2 separate regions of the Homo sapiens genome follow, and region 2 is linked to region 1. Evidence: chromatin loops called from intact Hi-C (ENCODE). Cell type or tissue: endothelial cell of umbilical vein. All regions are shown on one strand.

Region 1 (8,000 bases):
AATGAAGTATGTGTTCTTTTTGTCTAATAAGTGCTGTCACTTTTTATTAGATATTATGTATCTGTGGACCAACTCTATTGAGTCCTGGTCTATATTTTTGCTTATTGACTTGCATCTGGGCTTGCTTACATGTCTGTTTCAACAGGTTGTTAATATAAAGGCTGTTGCATTTGCTTGTTGAGGGGATGGCATCTGATTTGGTTGGTTTAGCTAGGTAAATCTGGTGTTACGGTGTTAGTGGCTAAGGTTCTAGTTAGCCCTGCCTAGAAACAAAAACATGTTTCAATTGCATCAAAATTGAAATTTGTGAAAGAAATGACCATATTTATTTCACAAAATATGGTCATTATTCTGGGGGAATGAAGGGATGGTGTGGGTGACTCTGGAAAATTCATTGATTAAACCCAGCAAAGCCCAGGGTAGATACTGCTGTTGGAAATCAGTTGGTGAGATAACTGACAATAGCTGGAATCATGCATCTTATAGAATTAAGAGTTTTGCATTATTCTTTTCATAATGATCAGACGCTTGTCAAGTGTTTCCCCATAGTCATATTCAGCATGACATTTCAATATGGTCTTCTCACATTGAAATTAATTTCATCTTAATTTAGCCGTTTGCTGGTGTGCTTCTGGCCTGTAATTGAAGACAACACTCCACACAAAGTTATGGGGTTGTGTGGTGATATTAGTTGGGCAAAGCAAGTGGCTGCTTTCTAAGGTTATCCTGTGTAATGCCTTTTTCCAGTTCAAGAGCATATCTTGTTTTAAACAACTTTTTGAAAGGCAGCCAAAGAAAAGGTTGGCTCTGATATGCCCTTACCCGTCCTGTTTATGGGATACAGTGTTCCATTTCTTGGAAGAAGATGATAAAGTGAAGTTGGATTTCGGAGGTGCACGGGAATATGTGTTCGTGTGTTTAAATTCTATGTGTAAGAGGAAAGCCCAAAGGAAAAGAATAAAATAGAAAAACATTACAATAGGAAGATGGATTACTATGTTATACTTAGTTACAGGTACCAAAGTAGGAGTGAAGTTCTAATCTTTTTTAGTGAAAAGAGTACATTAGGAACACCTAATGGTGATGAATTGGCATTACTTTGGATGGATTGAAGTTGGGGCAAGAACATGAGAAATGGCATGGATTTGGAGGAATTTTATTTTCTTTCCTGTTCACTCTTATCAAACATAAAGGCAAACAAAATTTTCTTGAAGGCCAGAATTGTTTTTGTGATTCAGCTGATCTCACATGTTAACTTTGGGACACTCACCTAGAAAAACGGGAAGCTTAACTCCCTGACAAAACTAGGAATTCCCTGAAATAACTAGAAACTTCCCAGAAAGTGGTACACTCAGCCTTGTGTGGAAAACAAACAAACAAACAAAAAATTCCACAGGCTGCGGAAACCTATTTGTTAAACAGCGAAGGGAAGTGCCGTTGGCCAGACAGTCTAAACACAGGAATGTCAGGCAGGAGATCAGATCTACAATCGGAAGGGGAGAAGAGGCTGATAAGGCCTCCAAGAAAGCAGGTCAGTCACCAAAAGTGGTTTCAGAGGTAAAGTGAGGAGGGCCAGGATGTTTGTGATACAATCACATTGTGCTGCTAAATTCTGGCACACACTGCAGGAGCTGATGAGCTGATGCTAAGAGGCACTATTTAAATAATGCAGTTTGTGCAAATGTGGAACCCCCCCAAATTGTGCTTACATATGACATGAAATACGTTACATTTAATGTGAAACAATCTTACTGGGAAGTAGTCTTCCTCCTTCTCAACAGGGCATCTTCTGTAGTCAGTGCCATTGAGCAACATGTTAGTTGTATAACTAGGGTTAGAGATGATGTGTGTGTGTGTGTTTTTTGTTTTTTGTTTTTTTTTTTTTTGAGACAGGGTCTCACTCTGTGACCCAGGCTGGAGTGCAATGGTGTGATCATGGCTCACTGCAGCCTTGACCTCCTGGGCTCAAGTAATCCTCCCACCTCAGCCTCCCAAGTAGCTGGGAGCACAGGCACCACCACATCTGACTAATTTTTAAAATTTTCTGTAGAGACAGGGTTTTACCATGTTCTCGAACTCCTGGGCTCAAAAGATCCACCCACCTTGGCCTTCCAAAGTGCTGGGATTACAGGCGTGAGCCACTGCACTAGGCCGACAATCTGTGTTTTGAACTCTGGATCTGCGAGGCTCATTTCCATATATTAACAGGGAGATCATTTTTGTGCAATGAGGATTTTATATGGCGTTACTTACTTTTCCTCCAAATGTAGACTTACTTCAATTAGGCTCAAGACAAGACACTTTCATGCTTCTCTTTCTATTTTTGGTTTCTTGGAAGTATAACCTTTCTGGAGAAGATGGCAACTTTGAACATTTTCTGTGCATTTGTGAGTTTCTAAGATTTCAATTTATGGTACCAATTCCTACCCTGAAACACTGGAACTTGTGGTCATAATGATAAGCAGTGAAAACAGAGTTTAAAAATGTACCCCAGGTAACCGTGAGAGTGAGCCTCGCTGGGGATGCTGTGCAGGTAACGGTGAGAGTGAGCCTCCTTGGGGATGCTGTGCAGGTAACCGTGTGAGTGAGCCTCCTTGGGGATGCTGTGCAGGTAACTGTGTGAGTGAGCCTCGTTGGGAATACTATGCAGCTGAACATTTTTGAACTCTTGCTTCATCACTTCTGATTCTGCCCTTGGAGGACAGAGATATGCAAAAGCACATGCTGGGGATTCAAAGGAAGCTAAACTGTATTCCAAGGTGTTCTGAAGCTTGTTTTCAGCCAGTGTAAGCGTGGTGTTCTTGACAGGGGGGTAGTGTTCAGGTGTCCGCATGTGGAAGGCGAACATTGCTGCTAAGTGAGAATTGTCAGTAAGTGGAAATCAGAAGCGGAATACCCTTAGCCTTCCTTCTTGTTCAACATTAATCTCAGGACTACATTTATAGGCTGATTCCAGATGTGCTTGATTCCAAGGCTGAGTTTTCAGAGGTGACACGTGGTGTTTACCTCCGCATAAAAAAGGTCAAATTGTGTTATAGATCGAAGGGCAAATGTCTGACTATCCCATGGGAGTGCCTGATAGATTGTTTGGTTGCAATTTGGCCCAGAAGCTGGAGGACAGAGTGCTTACCCACTGGAGTAGGGAAAAGATGTCATTCTCCATGGCTGCGGTAGAGGTCGCAGCTTGAAAGGAAAGAGCTACTTAGAGGACGTGAAATAGGAGCTTTTAATTTGGTGTCTGCCGGGGTCATTCCCCTTGGTGCACCACTCTAAGCTGCTGGCTGACTCTTGGTGTTGTTATTCTGCAGCTACGGTATTTGGTGAGCTCTGCTTTTAGGAACACTTAATTAGTTTGACCTGCCCCACTGCTTCTTACATGAGGGGAAGCATTCCAGGGATAGAGCTTGAGACCAGTGCCTCTCCAACTTGAGAAATGCATGGACGTCTTTTAAAGGGACAACATTGTCTTTGTGCATTCTGCTATTGACTAACATCCTTTTTATTATTATACTATATATGCACATTAAGTTTAGATATACATTTCTTATGCTTACAAAACCAGTACTATTCAAAATAATAATATTCATCAAATAGAGTGGATGATATCATTTTGCTAAATCCCAAATCACTGGCTAAGACTAGAAGCACAAATCTGAGGCTGAACCCTAAGTTTAATTTGTATTAAATTAAAGGATTTAACTTCAATGATGCTAGTTCAGAAAATTTCTGTACACGCAAGTAAGTTATGAGAAAAAGATGAATAACTTCAGGGCTTTGTTTACTAGTTTAGAAATTTCAGGCTTCATATGAAAGCCAAGTTTTGCTGGAAATCAGTTTTTCCAATGTCAATCTGAATGAGGCATCAGTTAATGATGGGAAGGTGTCTTCTGCACTAGAAGGTGTGATTAGCATTGAAGTGCATTGAAATCTGCATCAAATGAATATTTTATCCAATGCTTATTAGAATTGGGTCTAGAAATTTTTTTGTTGGTTATTTCCTATTGTACTTTGCCGATAGTGATGTACAAAGGTGGGGCCACCCAACACGTTAGCTCACACTATAAGCAGAATACAGACTGTTGTAGCAAAAAGTTCTTTTGAGCACTGCATGCCTATGTTACTATGAGCCTTGCGATGACTTTATTCCTCCACCAGTGTGTTTAAATGTGAAGTACCTTGAGATTGTCACATGTGGAGCACGTGCCAAGGGAAGGCAGAAGCAGATGCCAGGCATGGCGATTCCAGACCTGGGCTCAGTTGTAAGACACTAGCAAGATGATTCAGAATCTGCTTATGTTACACATCTGAGATGGTTGTCATGGGAAAAAAATAAAAGTTCTAATGGAGCACCGTAGCCAACAGGTGGAAACAACTCACATGTTCATCAATGGATGGATAAGCAAACTGTGGTGTATACATGTGCACACACACACACACGTGAATATAATTTAGTCTTAAAAAGGAAGGCAATCCTGACAAGTTACAACATAGATGATCTTTGAAAATTTCATGCTAAGCGAAATAAGCCAGTCACAAAAAGACAAATATTGTATGATTCTACTTATAGAAGGTACCTAGGGGTAGCCAAAATCACGGAAACAGAAAGTAGGATGATAGTTTCCCAGGGCTGAGGGATAGGGTATGGGAGTTGGTGTTTATGGATAGAGTTTCATCTGGGGTAGATGAGAAAGTTCTGGAGACAGGTGGTAATGATGGTTGCAAAACAATTTGAATGTACTTAAGTGTCACTAAATTTTATTTAGAATTGGTTAGACTAGTACATTTTATGTTGTATATTTTACCACAGTAAAAAACTGTAACAGAGCAATTTCGGATTCCCAGGAATACTTCAGTCTGATAAACTGCTTTGACCTGTGGATGTCCCAGCATGGGCCAGGACGCCAGGACCAGGCCACTGTCCTTGGTGAGATGAGGAAAAAACAGACCAGTGCCCTAGCTTCTCCTAAAGCTAAGGTTTATTCTGGGTTTATGTTTACGTCGATCCTTTTCTGGAGAGTGGAGGCTTAAAATCTTCTTCCTTTTGTGAAATGAAGAGAGAAGCAGTTGATTTTTTTTTTTAAATGTATCTATTTGGCAAAATAAGTAGTTGGGAACGCCATGTTGCTACCCTCAAAATAAGCTTTTAAAGCTTATTTTAAAAAACGGATTATTGAAACCCAGAAGTATGGGAACTGCTGCTTTTTAAAACTGGCATGTGGTCCTGTTATTTCTTCCTATTTTGATGGCTACACTTACTCAAGGTGCGTTGAACAAGAGAAAAATTATAGCTTAGCATTCTAGAGCCAGATTCCACCATCTCCCTCAGCGGCCTTTGCAAAACATAAGGAACTACACAGATGTAAGCTGTTGCTAACTCTCTTTCAGTATTTATTGAACACCTATGGCAGGCTCGGGAAACAAAGATGAATAAGGTTTGGTCCCTGCCCCGGAGGAGCCCATGGCTCGGCAGGGGAGGCAGTCACATCAACAACCAACTCTAACATAATGTGATAAATTCTGTCATAAAGAGATGGACAAAGTGCTATGGGGAGCACGAAGGTGGGGATAGTAAAACCGAAACTTTATCCCAATGTTTTACAACTTTTATAGTGAAGAAATACATTGTCTAAGACTTGAAGTCAAACCCTTTTGGCTGAGATATGGGCCCATTTCCCCTCATTTTGACCTCAGATTAGAAAATGATCTTCACAGCAGGATGTGGGCAGCACTGGATTGGGAATTCAGGGTTAGGATCTGTGGCAGAAGGCACATTTGAGGAACATGGCATTTATCAAACCTTGACCATGTCAGAGGGAAGAGTTAGGGGCTCATGAGCTGGGTGAATCAGACAAGACCCAGGGTAGCCCAGATTTCAGAGGACAGAGGAAGGCAGGAGGGCTACATGCCCAGCCCCCACAAAGACCCCAAGTGGCACAAGGGCAGGAGGGCAGCTGTGGTACAGTATTAAGAACTGATTAGTCACTGAAATGAAGGGAATGACTGATAGAAAAAATAACAATAGGCATTGTTTATTGAAGGCATAGTGTGCTCTAGGCACTGTGCTGACATCCATTCTTTCATTTAATATTCACAACAATGCTGGGGGTATTAATACTTTTCTTATCCCCATTTTGTAGATGAGATAACTGAGACTTAACAAGGTTACTAACTTGCCCCAAATAACTTAAATAGAATGTGCTAGAGGTAGAGCCAGGGCTTGACCTTAGGACTGCAGGACCCCAAAACCCATCTCCTCCAATCCAACCTCTCATACCAGTTCCAGCACAATCCCAGCTTCCAGATGAGTGTCTCCACCTGGATAGTCCACCAGATCTCAAATTTAATGTGTGAAAGTGAAAATCATGTCTCTTCTGCTCACTCCAGTTAGTAACCACATTTCTCTTCTGTCAGACTTAAGACCTCAGCTTGTTCTTTTCTCTTCTCCTTTTTGCTTGCCACATCCAGAAGGTTACCTAGCTGTGTTGGCATCCAACCCAAACTTTCCATTCCCACTGCCATGGCAGCAGTTCAGCCCCATGCTGCCTCCCACCTGCTATTTTGTCCCATGGCTACTAGTCTCCACTGTCCCCGATGGATAAGGACTCTGCTGCCAGATAAAGCCTCTTTTAAAGCTCAGCTCTGATTACCTCATTCTCTGCTCAGTTGAATATAATATGAATAATAACAATGACTTTCTTCCTATGGACTCAGAATGTTTGGACTCTCTAGTTTGTCATCCAAGGTCTTTAACAGTATTCTTCAGCCTAACTTTCCAGTGTTAAATTGCATGAAGTTCCCCCCTTGTGTTCTTTTATTCTAAGCAAACTGTCCTTGAACGTGCTTTGTGACATCTGTGCCTTTATTCATGTGGTACTGATTGCTTGAAATGTGTTCTCCATCACCTCCACCGGCTGACATCCTAACAGTTTTTTAAGATCAGTTTCAAGCGCCACTTCTTCTCTGAAGACTTCCCTCCTTACCCTTGTTGGAAGCGACCTCTCTTTCCTTAGGATGCCAGTGGCACTTTGTACCATGTAAGGCAATGGTCCCGTGCTGCCCCATACCTTCATATATACTTGCCTTAACTGCCCCATTAGACTTTGACCTCCTGAAGACAGGGATCTTGTCTTACTCATATTTAGGTTCTCCATAGGCCCTCACTTGGGGAATTCAAACATGTATTCATTGAAGGCATGAATGGAGTTGGACGACAGTGATAGATGAAACAACGAAGGAGCGGAAATAAAGCTAGGTTCCAGCAGCCTCATCAAATACTCTAGATGCCCCTAGAATTCCTCCTGAAGAGATCTCCAACTTCTTCATTACTATGATTTTGTTTTAGGCTCTGCATTGCTGCTATCATGTCACATTGTCTTCTCTTTCTTCCTCAGAAAACCATTGTCTTTTTATTCTGCTTTACTTTACCAGAAATGGTCCCACCTTTTAGGATTACATCAACTCTCTTTCGTCACTCCAGAAACTCATTTACACTTATTTCAGGGATTTGAATTTTATATTATAAAAATAACCTTACAGCTTTCTGTTGTTTACATTTGGGGGATTTAAATTTGTGATTATTTGTCCTTGCCCACATTCCTTAGTTATCTTTTTACCAAGAGCAGGGCCACTGTGTTGCACAAAATTGGGGGCACTCTTCGCGTCGTAGCCTCTGCATACAGTGCTGTCTGGAGCTGAGCAGTGCTCAGCCTGCTTAACTGTATGTAGCAGCCCTGACTGTGGGCCCATGAAATTCAGGTGCACATTTGGCTGATTTCTTTTCTTTTTAAATTTTATTTTTCCATAAGTTATTGGGGCACAGGTGGTATTTAGTTACATGAATAAGTTCTTTAGCAGAAATTTGTAAGAACCTGGTGCACCCATCACCCAAGCAGCACCATCGTTTTAGTCTTTTTTTTTTTGTTTTGAGATGGAGTCTCACTCTGTTGCCCAGGCTGGAGTACAGTGGCATGGTCTCGGATCACTGCAACCTTCACCTCCTG
Region 2 (8,000 bases), 670 kb after region 1:
CCCCATTTTAGAGATGCACAAATGGAGGATGTGAGAGGTTTAATGACTTTCCAAATGGTACACAGGTAAGAATTAGCAGAACCAAGATTCAAATCCAGGATGGCCTGTGTCTAAATCCTGTGTACTTAACAATGCTTTGTGCTTAGAACGGTTACCCGAATACCATAGATAAGTGATTCCCAAATGTTAATCCTGCCCTTAAAAATTTTTGCTTATGTGAATCACCCCGATCACTTTCTGTTGAGCAGCCTCATCCCAATATTCCAGGTATGAGAAGTCACTAAGGGAGAGACAGAAGTCCCCTTTTACCCTCTCCCTGAATTTCTCACTGTCTGTGTTCCTGATCTACACCCCCATCTCAGGGTTTTCAGGCCCTGGAGGAAAAAAGTGGAGGAAGTTTGTGTGCCCCACACAGTTCTTAGAACAAAACCTGAATATTTAATATAAAATGACATTGAATTGGCTTCCAAGTTTTATGTGAAATTTGACTTTTGATTTAAACACCAACAAAAAAGAGGTAAGACAACATCGTGATAAGAAAACAAAGTTGTGCACCAAGACAGACATCAAGCTCTACCACAAGGTTCATTGACAAACATAGAGCCTAGAACACAATTTCACACATATGTAACAGAGAACAAAATTTTATGTTGTAATTTTCTGAATTAGAATTTTTAAAGTAGGCCTTTTAAAATATCAGTTCTTTCAAGGTATAATTTACATATACTAAAATTCACAAATTTTAATTTAAACTTTCAGAATATTGATAACCAGTCATGTAACCACCACTGCAATCAAGATGTAGAATATTTCTTTCACACTAAAAAGTTCTGTCTGCTTTTGCCCCTTTGCAATTAATACCCTCTCCTTATCCTTGAGCCAAGGCAACCACCGATCAACTTTCTGTCACTATAGTTTTATCTTTTATAGAATTTCATATAAATGGGATAATATAGTATGTATTGTTTTGTCTAAGTCTTCTTAGACTCCGAATAATGCTTTTGAAATTCACCTGTGTTGTTGCATGTATCAGTAGTTCATTCCTTTTTATTGCTAAGTAGTATTCCATTGCAGGGACATACCACAGTTTGTTTATTCATTTACCTATTGGTGGACATTAAATACTTTTCCGTTTAGGGCTACTATGAAAAAGCTGCTATGACCATTCACATATATACCTTTGCAGGAATGTATGTTTTCATTCCTCTTGAGTAAATACTCAGCAGTATAATTGCAAGGTCATATGGTAAGTCTATATTTAACTGTATGAGAAACTGTCAAACTGTTTTACAAAGTGGCTGTAACATTTTACATACTCACTAGCAAGATATGAGAGTTCCAGTTGCTCCACAGCAATGTCAGAACTTGGTATTGTCAATATTTTAATTTTAACCATTCTATTGGATGTGTAGTGGAATCTTACTGTAGTTTGAATTGGAAATTCCCTGATAACCAGTGACAGTGAATATGTACTTTTTGCATTCATATGTCTTCATTGTGAAGTGTTTTTTTAAAAACTCTTTCTGTCATTTTTTGATTGGGTTATGTTATTATTATTAAGCAATGAGATTTTTATGTATTTTGTATACAAATCCTTTATCAAATATATATTCTGAAAATATTTTCTTTCACTATATGGCTTCCCTTTTTATTTTCTTAACAATGTTCTTTGGAGAGCAAATTTTGAATTCTAAAGTCCAATTTATAATTTCTTATTTTTTGGTTCATGCATTTTATGTCCTAAATAGTTTTTTACAAACAAAAGGTTACAAAGATTTTCTCTTTTATTTTCTTTTAGAAGTTTTATAGTTTTATCTCTTACACTTACCTCTATAATGCATTGACAGTTGACTGGCTTTTATATATATGATATAAGGTTTTTAAGTTCATATTTTCCATATAAATATCTAGTTATTTTAGTCCCATTTGTTGAAAATATTATATCCATTGAATTATTTTGGCACTTTTATTAAAAATCAGTTGACTATTTTTGTGTCCATTTATTTCTGAACTCCCTATTCTGTTACATTGACCTATACATCTATATCACTGGGAGAGCAATTTCTGTGACAGTTAGTTCTTTATGGGAGGAAGCCAATGCCCTAGCCTCTTTACGGTGTTGTTATTTTTGTACAAATTTACTTTTAATAACTTAGTGTAGTTTTCCCAACTATCCTACTGTGAGAAAAATGATCGTTTAGATATGTCACTAAAGGTACAATCCTTGAAAGAAGGAATTAATAACTTATACTCCATTGAAATGAAAAATTTCTGCTCTGCAAAATACACTGTCAAGAGGTTGAAAAGGCAAGGCATAGACTGGAAGAAAATATTTGCAAAAGACATATCTGATAAAGGACTGTTATCTAAAATATTTTTTAAAAATTCTTAAAACTCAACAATTAAACAAAAAAGCCCCAATTTAGAAAATGGGCAAAAGGCCATAACAGATACCTCACTAAAGAAGAAATACAGATGGAAAATAAACATAAGAAAAGATGCTCCACATCATAAATCATCAGGGAAATGCAAATTAAAACAATAATGAGACACTGCTACACATCTATTAGAATGACCAAAGTATAGTACGCTGACAACACCAAATGCTGGCAAAGATATGGAACAACAGGAACTCTCATTCATTGCTGGTGGGGATGCAAAATGGTACAGCCACTTTGGAAGACAGTTTAGTGGTTTCTTACAAAACTAGACATACTCTTATCATACAGTCCAGCAATCACATTCCTTGGTATCTATTCAAAAGAGTTGAAAACTTATGTCTACACAAAAGTCTACACATGGATGTTTAAAACAGCTTTATTCATAACTGACAAATCTTGAAATGGAAAAAGATGCCCTTCAATATGTGAATGGATAAATAAGCTGTGGTACATCTGTACAATGGACTATTATTTAGAGCTAAAAAGAAATGCACTATCAAGTCACAAAAAATGCATACATGAAACTTAAATGCATTTAGTAATCTAAGTGAAAAAAAACCAACCTGGAAAGGGTGCATACTGTATGATTTCACCTATATGACATTTTGGAAAAGGCAAAACTGTGGAGATAGTAAAAAGATCAATGGTCATCAGGAGTTGGATTGGAGGAAGGGATGAATAAGTGGAATATAGAGAATTTTTAGGGCAGTTAAAATACTCTGTATGATACTATAATGGTAGATATATGTCACTATAAGTTTACCTAAATTCGCAGAATGTACCAAACCAAGAGTGAACTCTAGTGTAAACTATGCACTATGGGTAACAATGGTATATCATTGTAAGTTCATTGATTATAACAAATGTACCATTCTGACTGGGAATGTTATTAATGGGTGTGTCTATGCAAATGTGGGGGAAGGAGGCATATGGGAATTCTCTTTACTTTCCTCTCAATTTTGTTGTGAACCTGAAACTTCTCTAAAAAAATTAAATTCAAAAAATTTTTGATTCTCAGATTGTGTTCTTCATCTTTTTTGTTAAAAAGTACTATCTTTATGAAACAATTGTGATAGTATATGTAGATGGTTTTTAATACCTTTATCTGGTTAAAAAAAACCTGGAAACTATATCAATTCCTTAATATTTTGCTTGTTTATTTTATTGGGCCATGAAATGAAAAAATGTTTTGTTCCACTGTATTAGATCACAGTCTCACCCACATGGAGACTTAAGAAGGGAATAAAAGGAAATTGGTAGTGTCTACATGTTTGATCAGGATGGCAGTATAAGGTCTTAGTTCTACCCTCTAACTATATAGAAATGATATTAGAGTAGTTAATATAAACATGCCTCTGCCAACTAGCAATGTTGTAGATAGGCTATTTGTATCAGTTCAGGTTCTTGGAGAAGCACACACCACGATGGAGTTAAGAGTGCCAAGAGATTTGGGAGTGGTAAGATCATGAATGATAAGGGGAGTGCCAAGAGGAGCAGCCAAGAAAAGCCTTTAGTCTGTTCTGATCTCCCCAGATGAACATGGGAAGGGAAGGAGTAATCGGTAGGAAGAGGCCCAGGTTGTGCTAGAGCTCTGAAAGGCCTAGTCAGCCTAGTGGGGAGCTCCAATGCAAACACTGCCCACAGAGGAGTTCTGCACTGGGTAGAAATGACCAGGTCCTGTTACATGCTCAGTTATTGGCCAGGACTTCTCAGGAAGAGGGTGCACTAATACCCTGAGGCTGCAGGTGTGGTAGTCCTGAGAAAGAACTAGTCCAGATCATAGAAATGCATCCCAATGAGGCCATCTTCCTATTTCTCAGGGTATGTTCTAGTTTTCTAAAATGAGCACAAGTTTGGTGCTGGAATAACAATTGTTACTACCAGTTCCCCAGCTGATGTTTTAAATTTGAGTTATTGTACCACTGTGTTCCAATTTTCTTACCCATAAAATGAACATTACAATAACGTCCTCCTAGGCCAAATATAAATTGAAATAATATGAGAGAGTCGGGTAGATATAAAAGAAAAACAGATTCTGCCTCTTTATTAAGCCAAGATATTTTACGGAAAATCTATGTCTTCATCAATTAGCATGGTTTCACCCCTCCCCGCTCCATTCCAATTTCCAAATGGTTATAGAGATATCAGTGTTTTTCCAAAGTAAAAAAGAACTACCACCTTCAAGTTATCAGAAACATTCATGAAGAGTCTTTTCCTTTTTTTCATTTATTTGGACCCGTGATTAAGTTAAATTCTTACATTACACTGTGAAGAATTACTTGGGTTGCTTGTAGCCACACTGTTGCAGCATCCCTGGACTTCCTGTTTATTATTAGTTTTCAATTAAAAATTTACATCATAAATCACTCACTTCCTTAGCATTTATGGCTTGCTTCCCTTCAAGTAAAAAACATTTTAATCAGCTTTTCTGAAAGGTCATGCTTCATTGTTTGTTCAGACCCGATGTTCTAAATTTAAAAGTCCTAGCAGACAGTTCTGTAGGAGAGAAACAGAAAACACTAAAATAGTAACTCACAATAGAGAACAACCCTGATGAAATCCAAAAACAACCCAAATTATGATTTTGTTAGAAAGAACTTTCATCAGAGGGAGTAAAATTATTGAGATAAGCAAAAACACAATCTGCATGCCACTGCTATAAACAGTAGTTGGAACAAGTAGCAGGGTGACTTGGACTAAAATTTAGCTCCAACCCAGAACCAGGTTAGATTCCTCTACAGCGGTCTCACCAAGATTTGTGGTTAGGAGAATTGTAAAAATTTCATGATATGTCTGGCTGGAGGAATGACTAGAACAATGGAGACACATGTAGACAAGAGAGCACATCAAAAATGTACACATCGGGATGAATATTTCTGGGGAAATGCCACAATATGCCTTTACTGATCTATAAGGGTAGACTCACTAGGAAAGTAGGTGGGTGCCTAGGCTTTACCTGCTTTCATTGCATTGTTGCATTCTCTTGCCTATCTAAAGGCTTCCATTTCTCTAGGAGATATAACCGAGGATAAGGATGGGAAGGTGGTTGCATCCTAAACTATTCCTTCCATCAGCATTGTTCCCAGAAATATAGGCAAGGGATTATATATATATATATATATATATGTTAGAAACAATAGAAAGTTGGTCAAGGCTCAAGTGTTTATTTAGCACTGTTTAAAAACTGGGGTAATTCAAAGAAGAAAACTTAGCCTTTGCCCTTAAAGAGTTATCCTCTCACAAAAGAGATGAAGAAAAAATACATTTGAAAGAAGACTAAACAAAATAAGATTATAGGAATTTTGTTCTAAAGCATTGCTTTGTTAATCACATTCCATTTCATTTAATTCTCACAGCTTGCCTTCCATATACACTTCTCTAGAGGTTGAAATTCTCTTCATCCCTTTTGCTGCTTAAGAAGTTGCTATTTAAAGAGAAAGGACCACACTTCACATTTGCTTTTACCTTAATGAACTGTGTCCAACTTTTACATTTTTTTTACATTATATGTTTAAAGTGGTTAAGACTAATAAAAAGAAAGAGATTAATAGAGATGAGGTAGTAAAAAAAAAAAGTTGAGGTAAAAAAAATCTTGATCTTAGAAGCCTAGGATTTAGCACATACAAGGCCCTTAATATATATGTTACAAATGAATGAAAGAATGGTTTGAAGGTAAGTATTCCAGGAGTGGAAAGCAGTATCATCAGAGAGAGGCATTGGAATGGCATATTGATGGATCTGAGAGAGATTAGGCAAACTAGAGCTGAAGTTGGGTAGCAAAGAAATAACAGGAAGTAAGAATCAGCAGGATGGACAAAATTATGGGTCTGGAAAATTCAGAACAGAAGCTTAGATTTGATATTTGAGAAAATGGGAATCTTTGATGGTTTGGAGACCAGTGATCTGTGGAATAAGAGTGTCTGAGGAAGAAGAATAACTTTGGCATGTAGGATGACTTAGGCAGGAGGGGGATGCCTCACCTAGTCAGCTATGAGCCCATGCCAGCCATCCCGGTGTGAAGTGATGACTGAGGGGCTGGGGAGTGATGTGGAAGGGATGGGATGTTGATAAGGGGCATTTCAAAAGAAGACTCAGCAGGATTTAATAAACACTTTTCGGTAGATCAAAATCTGTAGGCTTACTGAGGTCGCAGCAGAAGAGATAAGAAAATGACTAACAGTTGTAGAAGTAGCAGAAGACAGAAGGTCTAGAAAATAGAAACCAGGCCTAGGAGTCAGCAACCCATGACCTTGCCCAATGCACTTGTTAATTCATTCCTTAAAACCAGGAGGTAGCCTCGCCATTATGGAACCTTGCTAGGCTCTTGCATTCTGCCATTGAGTAAGAGATCTAAGATCGAAGGAGAAAAGACACCCCAGCCCTGTCAATAGCAGCCTTTCTGAAATTTCCTGGATCCTGCCACTTCACAAGGCAAGCTTCTCCTGGCCTCGTCAAACCCTCCCCACCTAGTCCTGCTTCCTCTGAGGCTAAAGACACACTAAGACAAGCACCCAGACATGCCCTCACATACTAGACAATTTTGGTCCATGAAGAACATTAGGTTACAACAGGTCTCAGTTTTTTATTTCAGTATTTAAAACACTCAATGTGATGTGTAGGAAGAGTAAATTCACCTGACTAAAGAAATATACCTCAGAATACATGCAAAAGAAGATACAATATAACTAAAGGCGGAAAGTAGAACTACAAAAGCACCATCTAGCATGCATTTTCTTGACATGTTCTCTTTGTGAGAATCTCTCTTAGGTGTGGATATTGTATTTGCTATGAATTCTGCCATCTGAGGGTCCCATTAATACTCCAAGTATTTCTTTGTCTGTTCAGGAGGAAAGAAGGACTTCTGGGAAGAGATAAATTGTGCTATTCCTATCCAACATATAGTGGAAATTATGTAATCGAGCAGCATGTGTGATAAAACTCACGATAAAATGTTATCCACATGGATAAAACTAAAACACAGAACGAGCAAGTTGCAAAAGAATACATATATACAGCAAGATTCTATTTACATTGTCTAAAAACTGTAAAGGACACTATTTTTATTTGTTTGTTTGTTTAGAGATGCCTTAATGTATGACAAAACTTAAAGACTTGCCTCTGGAAGGCAAAGGAAGGATGGGGGTATGTGTTAGAAGGAAATACAATGGGGATGTGCATAGGGTTTTCCACCATATTGCATTGATTGATCTCATTAGCTGGATACTGTGTACTTGGGTGTTCATTACATAATTCCTATGCCTTTCTGTAGCTTTAAAATATTTAACAATATATTTTAGTTAAGTCTTCATTTCTTTCCTGAGAAGAAGGGAAAAGCCTGCCCTGGCAGTGAGCTTTTTTTCAACATAGAAGTAGACTCACTTTCCCTCCTCCTCAGTGTAGAAGACACCCACATCCACAGTAGGAAGAAAAAAAAAGACAGGATCCCCTGCATAAATTGTTCAGCTATTAAAGGGACAAATAGTTTTTATTCAAACTTCAGTAGTAAGCTTGGAGAAGTCCATGTATGTTTTATTTTTATTGCACACAAGTTCCATTCCA

Evidence for each region. Hi-C counts contacts between places; a loop is a spot of excess contacts. Peaks named below come from ENCODE experiments on the same cell type or tissue, not always from the same donor. Only the 100,000 strongest peaks of a DNase experiment are listed, where the experiment ranks them.
Region 2: it touches region 1 in a loop (4-fold over the local background); 6 of 110 quality-filtered maps call a loop at or near these places.

Annotation. Positions count from the first base shown.
Region 1 is chr14:54,324,493-54,332,492 of GRCh38, reverse strand. No RefSeq gene overlaps it. Among named protein-coding and RNA genes, the nearest start is that of CDKN3, 69 kb to the left of the region's middle. In endothelial cell of umbilical vein, a CTCF peak has its summit at 3,185; DNase peaks (open chromatin) are centred at 842, 1,422 and 3,202; H3K27ac peaks cover 1,840 bases.
Region 2 is chr14:53,655,695-53,663,694 of GRCh38, reverse strand. All of the region lies in intron 2 of LOC105370504 (a long non-coding RNA gene), which reads right to left. Among named protein-coding and RNA genes, the nearest start is that of LINC02331, 190 kb to the left of the region's middle. In endothelial cell of umbilical vein, no CTCF peak of the experiment used is centred here; a DNase peak (open chromatin) is centred at 4,864; H3K27ac peaks cover 570 bases.